Linked DNA regions of Homo sapiens: region 2 is linked to region 1. A link is a contact called in ENCODE Hi-C or POLR2A ChIA-PET data. All regions are on one chromosome and are shown on one strand. The core of a region is the stretch at or near the end of the contact, and the rest is flanking DNA. Distances in the headings are between cores, read along the strand shown. Region 1 holds the start of STC2 (stanniocalcin 2). Region 2 overlaps LOC105377733 (a long non-coding RNA gene).

Evidence for each region. Hi-C counts contacts between places; a loop is a spot of excess contacts on that map. ChIA-PET counts read pairs that join two places held with the same protein, here RNA polymerase II (POLR2A). Pooled maps may share reads with other maps.
Region 2: a loop to region 1 is called in a map of Caco-2, with 6 times the contacts of the local background. The contact joins the enhancer-like site here to the promoter of STC2 in region 1. A Hi-C loop is called at or near these places in 1 of 168 maps with a recorded cell type or tissue (Caco-2) and 1 of 50 pooled maps. POLR2A ChIA-PET finds 5 or more read pairs at or near these places in 3 of 52 experiments (H1, MCF 10A and WTC11).

What each region holds. Positions count from the first base shown.
Region 1 is chr5:173,325,907-173,332,846 of GRCh38, forward strand. It overlaps STC2 (stanniocalcin 2), which reads right to left and starts at 2,508. Exons shown (of 4, transcript NM_003714.3): 1 at 2,137-2,508; 2 at 1-104. The coding sequence starts at 2,287. LOC124901137 (a long non-coding RNA gene) reads left to right here and starts at 2,693. Exons shown (of 2, transcript XR_007059056.1): 1 at 2,693-3,845. RefSeq lists a silencer at 3,702-3,921 and an enhancer at 6,038-6,177.
Region 2 is chr5:173,550,323-173,556,756 of GRCh38, forward strand. LOC105377733 (a long non-coding RNA gene) reads left to right here. Exons shown (of 3, transcript XR_941247.2): 3 at 5,010-5,211. Among named protein-coding and RNA genes, the nearest start is that of LINC02995, 26 kb to the right of the region's middle. RefSeq lists an enhancer at 5,971-6,434. Within about 2 kb of position 5,114, at least 4 of the 41 ENCODE cell types and tissues checked have a DNase peak (open chromatin) inside an H3K27ac peak, as active enhancers do.

The DNA of each region.
Region 1 (6,940 bases), core at 1,258-3,757:
GCAAATCCCATGTAAGCCCCGAATCTCACAAGAGTTGTTCTCGAAACATTCAAACACGCCACACCCCACATCGCCAGCGTTGACCAAACAGTGCTGGATCTCCGCTAAAAGGAAAATCACATACAAATATATACAAAACTCTAACCCATGCTGGGCAATGCAGAGAGGTCATTTGAAATAAAAGTTAACAACTAAAGGAAAATTTAAGGAGGAAAAAAGACTTAGTAATGACTATTTCAGGACCTAAAAAGCCTGGGAAACAAAATTTCGTCCTTTAATCTACTCATGAAAAATATCTCTATTTGTAAATATTTGTAGAAAAGAGCCGAAAAATTACAAAAATTACAACCAGAAGGCTGGTCTGAGCATTCCTCCTTTTCATCCTTTCCATTTTATTAAAGTATTTGTGGGAATACTTAGTTTGAGAGCAAAATATATTTCCGCTTTTTAAACCCACAGACAAAAATAAAATTTTGAGTCGAAGACTGTACTTCATCAATGAAGTACCCTTCTCTACTTGATCTGTAGAAGTTGCTGCTATTAAATCACAGCCATTTGCTTCCTGACCCCCAAATGACAGCATCTAAAAAGCAGTTTCAATTCAGCTTTATGATTCAACACCTAAAAATCAAAACAAAATTCCTATTAAGGCAGTGCCTCCCAACCCTTCGCATTAAAATACCAGCTAGGGAAGCTGCGGTTGGCGAGCAGGCTTAGGAGTGGAGTCAGCTGGGGGCGAGCCTTCAGAAACGCCACTATCAGAGGTTGCAGGCTCCTTTTAATTAGGGATCCGGGTGAGGTATCACCCAATCCCCTAGAATTCCCGCAGCCCGGGAGGAAGCTTGCAGCCCTTCACCGAATGTGGCCCCCAGTCCTCTCTCGGAAGGGGCAGACGGAGGGAGTTAACTGTCAGGCTGCAGCGTGCAAAGCCTCTTCCCTCCCTTTCCACTACCCAAGTCTCTGATTTAAATCAACCACAAAATTACATCAGAAAAGTATATTTTGGAAGAAGGGCGGGGTCGGAGCAGATAACCCGCATCAGATTAAATCTAGCCAGAGAATGAGGGGCGTGTATTGTTGAGGGTCACCGACCACCGAGAATCAGGTTCAGTTCTCAGAGGAAGCGCCAGAGGAGGGGGAGGGTGGGCGAGGGTCTCGGGGTGGTGGGGGTGCCGGCCCCAGCATGTGGAGGCGACAGGATCCGTAAGACCCCACGCGCCGCCGGGGCAGGACCGCACAGGGCCGCCATTCACTCACTTGGGGCGTCCCTAATGGGCACTCGTGCATTCCAGCTCGTGCGGTGAGCGCACGCACGCCGCCGCTGCCGCGTTCACACGGCCCCCCAAAGTCGGGGGAGGGGTCGTGGAGCGAAGGAGCTGTAGGCAGATTTTCTTTCTCTTTCCGAGCTGGGAAAAGGGCCAGCCCCGTGCCCTGCACGCCTGGCTCTGCTTTGCAGCTTGCCGGTGAGCCAAGAGCCGGTAGAGCAGAGGAGGCGCACGGTTCGGGTCGTGTCACCATTTCTTGGCTTGCTGACCTGGCCAGGAGCTGGGGATGGCGGCAGCACCGCGGAGGTACGCTTTGCGCTGCCCTCACGCTCCCTTCCGAAAGCAGTGCCCCCAGGGGGAAAGTTCGCAATGCCATTTGTCTCGCCGGCAAAGTTCTGGGATGTCGGGCATCTTTTGAGGAGGGGGAAGACGCGGCACCCTTACTGAGGCCGGCAGGCCAGGAAGAGAAGTTCTCCGGGCGCAGGGCGCAGCCCAGCTCCGGGGACCCTCTGGGCCTCCCGCGTGCCGGCCGGGATGAAGCGCGCTTTGCACCGGACCCGGGATTCGGGGGCGGGGGCTGGCGCTGGCAGCGTCAGACGCTGCTTCATTTCCCCTCGACCCTGGGGAGGACAGCAACAAGTCCTGCCCCAGCCATTTCATCACCCTGCTAGCACGTGCAGATTCCGGGCCCTCGGAGCCCGGCGCGGACCTCGCCTTGCCTCGCGCTTCCCTTTGCACGTCCCGTGCCATCCCAAGAGTTTGCGTGGCCCTGGGTGGGCGCCTGGCTCCCGGCGAAACGCCTGGGGCGCGCCGCGTGGGTGCACGGTGTCCTCTCCCAGTAGCTCCCGGCTGCGGGGGCACATGCACTTACCTGTATTCTGCAGGGACAGGCGGCCTTTCTGCTGGGAGCTCCTGTCTTGGGGACCCTCGGGTGGGTTGGTGGCGTCGGTCCCCCGCGCCGGGTCAAAGGTGGCCAACACCAAAGCCAGGGTCATGAACTGGCCCAGCCGCTCGGCACACATGGTTCTTGGTATTAACCTCCCGTCGGGAGACCTGGATCCTTTGTGCTCCCCTCTTCCTCCTCCTCCTCTTCCTCCTTCGCCGCTTCCCCTCCTCCTCCCACTCTTCCTTTTTGCTCGCCTTTTCCCTCCTCCTCGCGGCCGCGGCTCGGATAGAGGTTACCCAGCGCCCTCCCGTAGCTCTCCGGAGAGCATGTGACCAGGCCGTTAGCAGCGCCGCGAGTGCCCGGCAATGGCAGGGATGGTGCCTCAAATATCCCTGGAAGCTCTGGTGTCACTTGAATGAAGGAGTCGAGCAGGTGTTGTCCCGGCGGCTGGACCAATCCGAGACCCCGGCCCTTTTGACAACACGGCCGGGAGGCGGGGCCTGCGCTCAACTACTACAGGAGGAAGCCGAGCGCCGCTGGGAGCGCCGGACAAAGTTGCCGACCTGGCGGCGGCCACGCGTTTGCGTGCGTGTGTATGAGTGTGTGTGAGCGCGGCCGGAGATGCGTGCGCGTGTGCGGGTGCTCCAGGGCAATGGTCGAAAGGACTGTACAATATAAGAGCGAATCCAAGCTCCAGTTGCTGTTAAAGGGGGACGGTGTGCTCTGGGACAGTGTCCCTGGGGCCCCTGGCTCGCGTCACACCCACATCGGGTTGGGAAAGTTTCCTCTTTCCGCCGTTTGGAATTCAGTGAGATTCCCAGCCCAGAGGACTTGATAAATTGAAGCAGTTTCCTAGGCACAATGATGCTGTGGGCCAACTGAGCACACATGGGAATTCCTGGCCTTGTGACACTTTGCATTAAAAAGAACCCCACGATTGAAGATAGGAGCAGAAGCACTAGATACAGTATTTGGTCTGAGCAACTGCCCTATCTTCCCGCTTTGGTGGGCCGTGCAACACCTGGAGTGTCGTTTCTCGTCTTTCCCCTAATCCAGACGCATTCCAGGCTGGGCTGCAGGGATCCAGGTGACAGTCAGGACTTGCATCATTTCCAGGAGGGTGGCAGGGAGGCCCAAGGCAGCCCTGAGTCAGCCCGCCGCGGAGCATCGCGTGCCCGGAGGCCAGAGCTTGAAAGGCAACTTTACGCGTCTCCAAACACACTCCTGCATTTTCTCAAAGCGCTGCTCGCCACCCCGCTCCGGGTTCCCTTTTACTCTCCAGTCATCCGATGGAAGTGGTGAGAACAAAAACAAAGACAAAAAAGCTAAATCCGGGGAAGTTATCTCCATCTCCTCCCTTTTCTTGTTCGGCCCCCTCCCCAAGAACCGCCGGGTCGGGATAGCCCCCGGCTACTTTCTCACCCGGCCCGTGGAGGGAAGGAGAAAGTTGGGCGCCGCTTGGAGCGCCTCTTCCCCTGCTGTGTGTGTACGTGTGCACGCTCACGTCTCCCCCGCGCCGGGGCCGGGGACAGGAACTGCTCTCGGTCCCGTCACCCCACGGCGCAGCTCGGGGGGCTCGCAGGGCTGGGGGAGGGCGGGGACACGAGCGCCGCGCCCAAGCGCCCCAGGGCACGCACCCGGCGTTGGCGCGCACTCGCCCCTCCCCCCGTCCCCACCCTCCTCCTGGAGAACAGGTGAGCCCCGGTACCAGCTCTCGATCCCCCACCCCCGCCCCGCGCCCCGCCCGCGCCCTCTGCGGTAATGCGCCTGGGAAGTTTCATCACCCACTGCCCAGGCGACGCGGCCCTGGGTCTCCGCGGCGGGGCGCACTGCCCGCCTGGTTGGGGCCGCCATGTGACACGGCTGGGGGAGGGGGCGAGGAGACACGCGGGCAGGTCATCTTTTGGCCGGCGCTTGACTTCCAAAGCTTTCCTTTCCCGTGTCCCGGCTGCACGCGGGAGTGGGGAAGGCGGAGGCGGGGGGCCAGGATGGCCACGGCTGGCCGCAGCTATCCGGCGTGTCGAGCTCTCCTGAGTCGGAAGGAAGGAGAGGAGGGGGTGGGGAGGGCGTCTTCAGAGTGGGCTTCCCCTGCGCTGGAGCGCCAGGGAGCATCCATAAATTGTCACTTTGAAGGTCCGAACCTGCGGCGGTAGGGACCATGCCCACTATTCTAATAGCAATTACTCCGCGCAGCCTTGGATCTTTTGTGCAAGGACGTGCGGGTACAAATACATTAAAACGGCCAGTTCACATTGCCCACCCTGCTTGTGTTTGCATAGTTAACTTAGCTTCCTAGTTTATGGAAAACTACCTCCTGTAGATCCTTAAAAACAAAGCAAACAAACGACACAGCGGCATTCTGGCCTCTCCTAACTAACTCTTTAAGGCTCTGAATTTCCTGAGAACAAGTAGCCATTTGGTCCCACTCCTGCTTATGGGTACAGCTGGGTAGACTTTCTTTCTATGTGGCCTCTTTTGTAGGAGAGAACATGAGCAATATTGACATTAAGAAGGCATCTGGTCACCTGTTTTTTTTTGAGAAGCAGAAATAGGAGAGAGCTCCATGGGGCAGGAGCAAGCCCTCTTTTGCCAGATGCAGACACTTAGTGTGCTGGGCAGAGGCCTCCCAGGATACCTGGAGCGATGGCCAGGGGGATGGAGCTCTCCCTGCTCCTGCTTTGCCCAGCCTTTGGCTAGGCCTACCTTTTGCTACCATGGGGCCCCTGGGGCTGCCCTCAGAGGACCTACATAGTTTCAAAGTTCGTCCTGAGGCTGTTTGCTCCTGCCTTCCAAGGGACATTCCTGGTTTTCACCTGAGCCAACTGCCCCTTTAGAACCAAAAGAACACATAGTAGCTAGAATTGGAGGTGGCGTAAGCACAGGCACTAGTTCTTAAGGGTTTATCTCTGGGCCACTTAGCCAAGTCCAAAGCATCCAGATAAGAATGCCCATCTGAGTCCGACCCGCCAAGGCTGTGAAAATTCCCTTGCAGAATCACTAGGCAGTTTGCTGAAATGGCCAGTCTAGGCCGCAGGGGTAGAAGTGGGATGGGGGCTCAGACTGGTGACTTTGTTGTGATTGACTCCCCCTCTCTCTGGCTGATTCCTTTAGCTTTATAACTGAGGCCAAGTTTGGCAGACTGTGGCTGATGAGGGTGGGGCAGGGGACAGTAATAATAATCATTATTACTATTATATAGCTAACATGACACCGCACCACACACCACACTCATGCCTTTGGTGTCCCTCCAGACCTAGGGCCCTCCCTAGATGGGAACTGAGGCCTGGGAGGTCTCCTGGATGGACCAGCTGCTGTCCTGAGGTTCAGCAGCACCTGTCTGGATGGGCCCTCCTCCTCAATTTAACGCATACACAGCCAGGAAGAGGCAGACATGACCTACCTTGTGTCATCCAGGGCCTTCTGTGGTTGACGCCTGGAGCCCATGTTTTCCTGTCTAAATCCACTTTGCTAGTTACATGCGGTCAACACTGAGTGGCAGGTTTTGGGGGAGGGGATATTTGGGTTAGACCATGAAGGATGGGGGAGGATAGTGACAAGTAGAGGCAAGGAAAAAAGTGGGCATGGGAGGTGGGAGGACCAGCAGGGCTAAATGCATGGAGAGGATCCGGTGGGATTTGTATCAGGAATAGGGGTTGCCCAGTTAGGTGTGAAAGTGGGACATCAAACTGGGGAAGTCGGCCAGGGCATGTTGTGAAGGCTGGGCTCCTTGTGACAAATCTGTGCTCCTCACGGAAGATCTGACGGTATTTAAGGATGAGACTGTAGGGCGCTTTAGACTAGGTTCTCTTTAGGAATTAGGAAATGCTCAGGGGCCCAGAGCTGCCATTGTGGAGAAAGAGCAGAGGAGTGGGAAGGAATTAGTTGGAATCTTCACGTGCGTCTCGATGCCCAGCAAGACAGACGTGTTCTTGCTCGAGTGTGAGCCGAAGGGGCTTTAGCGGATGGGCATAGTTCGTGGGTGCTGAGTCAGTGATGTGCAAGTTGACACGTGCTGCCTGGTCCAGGCTTTCTGAGTTCCGGAACCTGAGTGGAGAACATGGCTTACACGTGGGGAGCTCCACCCACTGCACGCCCCGCCCCCTTGGGGCCGACTGTCTGGGCTGATGGCACCACCTTATGGTCAGAGAGGGAACTGTCTGGCTACACAGTCCTCACGACTCTGCCTGCCTGGAAAGTTCTGATATTGGGTCTCCAGCCTTCTCCCCAGTTTCCTTTCCTTTTCTTAGCAAATCAATTAATGCAGATTTAGCCAATCTCCTCGCAATAACATGCCTTAATCCCCCCATCAAAGAGATCTCTTTCACACTTATTTTCCCTCTTGCTCCCCTATCCGTTGCTGTTTTCCTTTGTGAGTCTCAAATTTACCCTAATCCTGGCTCCTGTGCATCATACCTGTATGAAGGAAAATGAAAAAAGGTATCAAGGTGAAACCGGACAGAAAAAAATAACAAACTGCTGCTATCAGGCCTCCCAAATTATCTTGCAAGCAGAGGTCTCTCCCTAAAAAGCCTCCATCTCCCAGCACTTTGGGAGGCTGAGGTAGGTAGATCGCTTGAGCCCGGGAATTCGAGACCAACCTGGGCAACATGGCAAGACCCCGTCTCTACAGAAAATACAAACATTAGCCAGACGTGGTGGTATGTGCTTGTAATCGCAGCTACTCGGGAGACTGAGGTTCTGGGAGAATGGCTTGAGTCCAGGAGGTTGAGGCTGCAGTGAGCTATGATTGCACCACTGTACTCCAGCCTGGGTGACAGAGCAAGACCCT
Region 2 (6,434 bases), core at 3,864-6,363, 230 kb after region 1:
GGGCCTCTGACATGATTTCCGCTCACAGACTAACTTCTCTGATTTGACTGAGAAATTTGGTAGGAATGAGAAGATTGCCTGCTAATGCAAGTGGGTAAAGGTGAAGGGTATGCAGAAAGGAAATATGAAAGGAAGGGATTTGAACACTCAGCAAGCTATGTTGTATCATGGTATTTTCTACCAAAATGAAGTTCTGTGTAGCAGCTTTATGAGGCCACTAACAAAGTGCACTAAAAAGGCTGTTCACAAACTCTCCCCTCTAAGTCACTACAGCCCACCTCTCCACCCAGCTGCCAGGATTGGGGAAGAAATTGCTCCTGGTGAAATCCACCCACTTTCATTTAAGTCTCAGTCCTGAGTGGAAGCAGTATGTTAGCCAGGATGACTTTTCAAGTGCCGTCCAATGCCAGTTTACTTGACTCGCCCCAAAGCTGCTTTGCAATTGCTGTTAAGAAATCTAACCCTGAAGAGGATTTACAAGGAGCCAGGAGTTTCCCTACCTGGACAACACCAGAGGGCAACGTCCGGCTCAGGCAGTTGTCTCCTGGCTGAGAAGGAATCATGCTGCGTTCCCAAGTCAGGAGGCCAACTTCCTTCAACAGAGGGCCACACCTGCACTTTAATAACAAAATTGCTGCATCCAGGGTCTCGCTGCCCTTGGAGGTTTCCCTGAGATGTGACCCAAGAGGAGTTGGGAACATTTGCTGACTACAACCTGGTGGAAATAACTGAATGAGGCCGAACTGTGCTGTGGGGAAGGGATCTCTTTGAGAAATCCTCACATTGTAAGTCAACTGTGAAAGTGTGTTGTCAACTAGAGCCTTGGAAAGAGGGAGTCTAGTTCAGCTACTCTCTTACTGGCAGGATATTCAGTAAATTTTGAGTTTCTCAAAGCAGAGAAGTATGCAGCTAATTCATTCCTCATAAACTGAAACCTCAATCTTAAAATATGTTTCATGCTGATTTATCAAAAACTGTATAAGCTGGTGGCAACTATGGGCCAACTGTAATGCTACAGCATTGACATTAGATGTTACAAATGTCCAGACAAAAAGTATCATAAAGTCAATAGATAAAAAGTGCAAGAAAATTTCAAAAATATTATACAAATATAGATATTTGGTAACATAATTTTTTTACAGGGGGGAGATGAAAGCTCTTGGAAGTGGAGACAGGAGTCATTACTTGTCTGCAAGAAGATGGAGGAAACTGTCTTAGAGAAATTTCTCTAAAAACAACTGTGTGTGTTGAGGACATGAATTCACAGATACGTCTCTGTGGTTGTACAGTCAGACCCCAAAGGCCATTCTCCAGTCTCTAGACTGCCTGCTAAGGATGTGTATTCTGTTAGCTAGCCACGGTTAACCAGGATGGGGAAGACATGTTTTGGGGAAAGGCTGCATTGCTTGACCCAACAGAAAGGAGACGGAGCATTTGTGGGGAAGCTTGGAAGAGGAATATCATCAGAGGAAGCATGAGAGAGGGGAGCTTGGGCACTAGGCATGTCTAATAAGAACTGGAGGAACTGTTCTATGGGGGATACAGAGTAACATCTCCTGCATTTCCCTCATGGAAAATCCGCTTGAATTTCTTTGTGGAAAAATGGATTAGAGATAAGAGCCTGGGTTGACTTGGATTCTAAATAGAATCTCGGAGTTGAAAGGAATTTTAAGAGGCTACCAAGCCCATCCCCGATAAAATTAGGAACCCTTTCCCAGACACCCCTTGGAGGTATGAGCAGTCTTGTTCAAACACTTCCAGAAGGGAAGGCTCACTTCTTTAGGATGCAAACAGGGCCATGGAGGAACTTCCAGTATTGGGTTTGCTTGTTTGATTCTGAAGGATTGTAAATAATGAAGCAACTATATACTTCATGGTGGGGAATGGAGGGTGTAAAAGTAAAGTCATAGTAAAGTCACAATAGCTACTGGGTACAGGATTCCTGGTAGGTGTCAAGCATTTAACTTATATTATGTCATTAGGGTCTTAAGGAAGGTCATTCCCTCTGTTTTGGAGATACACAAATGAAGGTCTTGCAAGCCCAGCTTATTGTCCTGAATTCACAGAGCTAGTATGAGGAGTGGGGGAGTCAGGATTTGAACTCAGGCCTCTTTGAGGTTTTCACCCCATCACGGTTTCTTCCGTGTTGTCTTTATTAGGAAATCCCCACTCTGCCAACATTTGTGAGAAAACACTTGTTCTGCAGAGTGACAGGCTGGACATTACGGCTGACTGTGGTCTCTGCTCCTTAAGAGGAACAGAGAGAACTTCAACTCATTTGTAAAGGGAACTTGGAGAATATATAATCCCTGAGAAAAGTTTAAAATAACTGAGATGATTTCACTTGGAGAAGACTGATTATATGAGTCTTCAGGTTTATAAAAGATTTTTAGGGACGGTGGCCACCAGCTGTTCTCCATCTCCACTCTGTACAGGAGAGAAAAAATTGGCTTAGCCTGAGGGTGTCTATATGGAAGAATTCCTGACCCTGGAATGGGTCAATGTGGAAAACAAAATAGGACAGACCTTTCTTCTGAGTCCACCAAACGGAGAGCAGCGTCACCCTGGTGTGTGTGGGCTTTTTAGAAGCCAACATCTGCCTTACTAATAGGGCTTACTGGGTGTGTACCTCAGGATTTTGTCTCTGACAGAAGCACACAGGGTTGGAGGGGGAGTGTCGTGGGATCCTTCGAGGATCTTCCCTGACAGAAGCTCCAATGGGGCTTTGTCTCCATTATAGCCCAGTACCGCTTGATAATGATGGACACCACCTAGCACCAGGGGATTATGCTCAGGTACATGCCAGTGTCACCAGCTACGTACCTGGCTGGGGAACACTGGACAAATTATATAACTTCTATGAAGCTCAGTTCCCTGGTCTGAAAAACTGGGGCTCACAGTACCTCGTAGGATTCTGGGAAGAGGTAATGAATTCATCTGTGTGTAGGTCTATAGAGCACCTCCCGCATAGTTGGCACTCAGTACAGGATCATCCCTGCCCTCATCACCCAAATCTCTAGGATTTAAGTGCAGTCTAAATAAACTCAATTTTTTTTTTTTTTGAGATGGAGTTTTACTCTTGTCGCCCAGGCTGGAGTGCAGTGGCGCGATCTTGGCTTAGTGCAACCTCTGCCTCCCAGGTTCAAGCGATTCTTCTGCCTCAGCCTCCCAAGTAGCTGGGATTACAGGCACCTGCCAGCACAGCCAGCTCATTTTTGTATTTTTAATAGAGACAGGGTTTCACCAGGTTGGTCAGGTTGCTCTCGAACTCCTGAGCTCAGGTGATCCGCTGGCCTTGGCCTCCAAAAGTGCTGGGATTACATGCGTGAGCCACTGCGCCCGGCCAATAAGCTCTATTTTTGACAGTGATTTTGAGTTGAAGAGTTCTACAAGATTACTCTCTCAGAGACCTAGTCAAAGATTCAAAGGGTGCAACTTAGATTTGTGATATGGGAGATTTGGTGATGGAGTTTGTGTCCACTCTCTCCACGATCCTCATGTAGTTCAGACCTTGGACCTCGCTGCTCTCAGCCGAGATCTTCCTGGACCAGAGCACCTAGGCTCTTTTAGAGCTCACTTTGCTGCCTCACACTTCAGTCCACCCACCAATGTTGTTGTCTCTAGTCCCCTCTGGGTCTCTAGTCCTTAGATACAGATTACAGGGAGGCTCCGAGTGATCTCATGTGAGACTCAGTTCCTACCCCACCTCCCCCACAGCTTGCCGAATGGCCTCAAGTCAAGACACTTAATCTTCCTGAGCCATGGTTGCCTCATCTGTAAAGTGGAAATGAAAATCTTGCAGCCTGTCCTATGGATGGAATTAGAGCTGGCAGACCACCTGGCACAAGCCTTACATACCGCTGCCAAATAAATGTTGAGAACAGGGCAATGTTTTCAGGATTGTTCCCAGCTCCAGGCCATCGCTGAGCCACGTGGGAGGGTCTCCTGAGTCCACCAGACTCTGAGCATACATCAGCCTGAACTGGCTTAGAAAGGAACCCCCTTTTCTCCTCTCCCTAAGTCCTTCTCTTCCACACAAGAGGAGCTTCCTACCTCCTGCAGAGGTGTTAGGAAGAGAGCTTCTGCAATCTTCTCTTGTTACCTTAGTTTCCCTGGAAACATGCCTTAGTTTCTCTGGAGCTGCTAATCTGACTGGCCAGTGTTGTTCCCAGGGGACAGAGTCACTGTCTTGGCTGACTTCGCTGGCTGCGGCCAGGCCTCTGGCTGGCCCTGTTTTCTTCCTGAGATCTCTGCTATGGACGTTGCCTTCAGGATCTCACACCCCCAACACAGTCTTCCAGGAGGCCAGCCTGTGAGGGGGTGATTAGATGCTTACTTAGCCCTTAAGCCTGCACTATTGACATTCTGCGTGGGCTAATACTTCGTTGTGTGCATCGTGGGGTGTCTAGCAGCATCCCTCTCTATCCACTAGATGCCAGTAGCATCTGCCACCCCAGTTATGACAAGCAAAATTCCCACGTCCCTGGGGTAGGGGGACCAAGGAAGGGGACTCACTCTTGACTGAGAGCCTTCGAATTAAGCTGAGACTGGGATCTATGTTTAGATGGTGAGCCTCCTGTTCATTGTCTCTATCAGGACTAAAAAGAGGGAGAAGGGGATTTTACTCCCACCAACCCTACAACTGTTGACTGTGCTACTGGGTGGCTAAGTGAGAAGCCTTCTTTAGTTTCTAAATAGCAAGAGAGAAGCAGAGAAAGAGGCAGAGAGACAGAGAGAGAAAAAGAGTGAGGCAGAGAGGGAAACTGAGGCAGGAGCCAGCAGCAGAGGACTTCCATGAAAGACCCAAGGGCGCCGGGCATGCAGGAGCAGAGTGAAGAGGCGGGGCTGCCTGTGCCTGGGTAAATATGCTCTCTGGGATGGAAGGGCTGGCAGGTAAATATTAGTGACCATCTCGGCAGCAGCTCTTGGGGCAACCCGAGGCGAGGAAGGACACACAGCCCCTTTTACAGAAACCACATTTTTTTTCCTCCCTCTGTCTCCCTGCCCAGCCAGTCCCTGCGAACTGCCCGGCGCGTCCTGCCTTGCCAGACCCTCTGCCCGGGGTCATCCGCAGCCCGCGGGCGCCATCGGCTCCAGGCACACATCACCCGTGCTGGAACCCCAGCGTGTGGAGACCGGAGGCCAAAGAAACGAAACTCCCCACGCTGCGCCGTGGAGAATAATCACTGCCTTTTCAGAGGCCGACTTCGCCCCCTGCCAAGGCAAGAACTGTCTCGCCACCTTTCAGTTCTTGTTAAAAAGCAGAAGGCATGTCAGGGCCAGGCCGGGCCTCGGGACAGAGAGGGCTTTCTTCGCAGCCCTGGATGAATCTCAGTGTCTTAATGAAAGCTCTTATTAGCCCCAGCTGGCGTCCCATTTTCCCGAGCTGGAATAAAAAATTGCCTCGGTCATCCTTTCCCAGACTAATTTCAAAAGCATAATTACCATCATCATAATTGATTACTATTTATTTTGGTCATTAATAGTCGTGCACTCCCTTGTTAGGTGTGGATTAAATGATCCAAGAACATTTAGGGCACGTGGCAGCTGTATTTGTTTTCCCTCATTCCACACACCTCCCGCCCCTGGCCCTTTCAGGGTAACCCCTTGATTTCATGACACCCAGAGAGTCTCTCCCTGGCTTTAATGTTCAAACTACTGAGCCACGGTGGCTGATCGGAGTTGGGGTGAAAGGCTGGGGGTTCTAAAAGGAATGAAGAGGGTCCTATCGGGGCTAGAAAGGGCAAGAGGGGTGCATCGGCCTAACTTGTCTTGGGGGAGAAACAAAACAGGAGCGGGCAGAAGAAAGAGAACTTTACCATAACCAGAGTGTTGTTTCTTCTCTCTGACCCCTTGAGAGAGGCAGTTCCCAAGCATCTCTCACTTACTTGGGCACTTACTTTGGGATAATTGGTGTCTTTTGCTTTCAAGACAGGGAGCTTGGGAGATGTCTGCGCAAGGATCACAAGGTCCCCCCGAATACTCAAAATAGGTGAGTAGCTCCCACTTTGCCAAAACTCTTCAGGCCCCATCAGATGAACGTCCTGGAGGAGGTTAGCTGAATTCACACCCACTCCTGAGTTGTAGCAATTTTACTTCCACATCATCCCATCTACTGTTGGCTACTTAGCGCCTGAAAGGCTCTGGAGGTTCCGAAAATAAAGACAAGTAAGTAGAGGTTGAAAGCTTTAAATTCCCAGAGGCCAGGCTCTTAAATCTCTTGCCTCCTGCTAGGCAGAGACAATGGGTCCAGGATGGGAATTGGATTCAGGCTAAGCCAAATGAAACCATTCTTCAGGGAGAGGGATTTCGCCAGTACCCAGGGAGAAGCTGATTTCAGAGATGCAGACAGGGTCTTGGTAGCATTTGAGACCCTGCTTTCAGTTATTTCTGAAGCCTGGAGTAGAGACACAGAATAGCTAGACAAGTTGTAT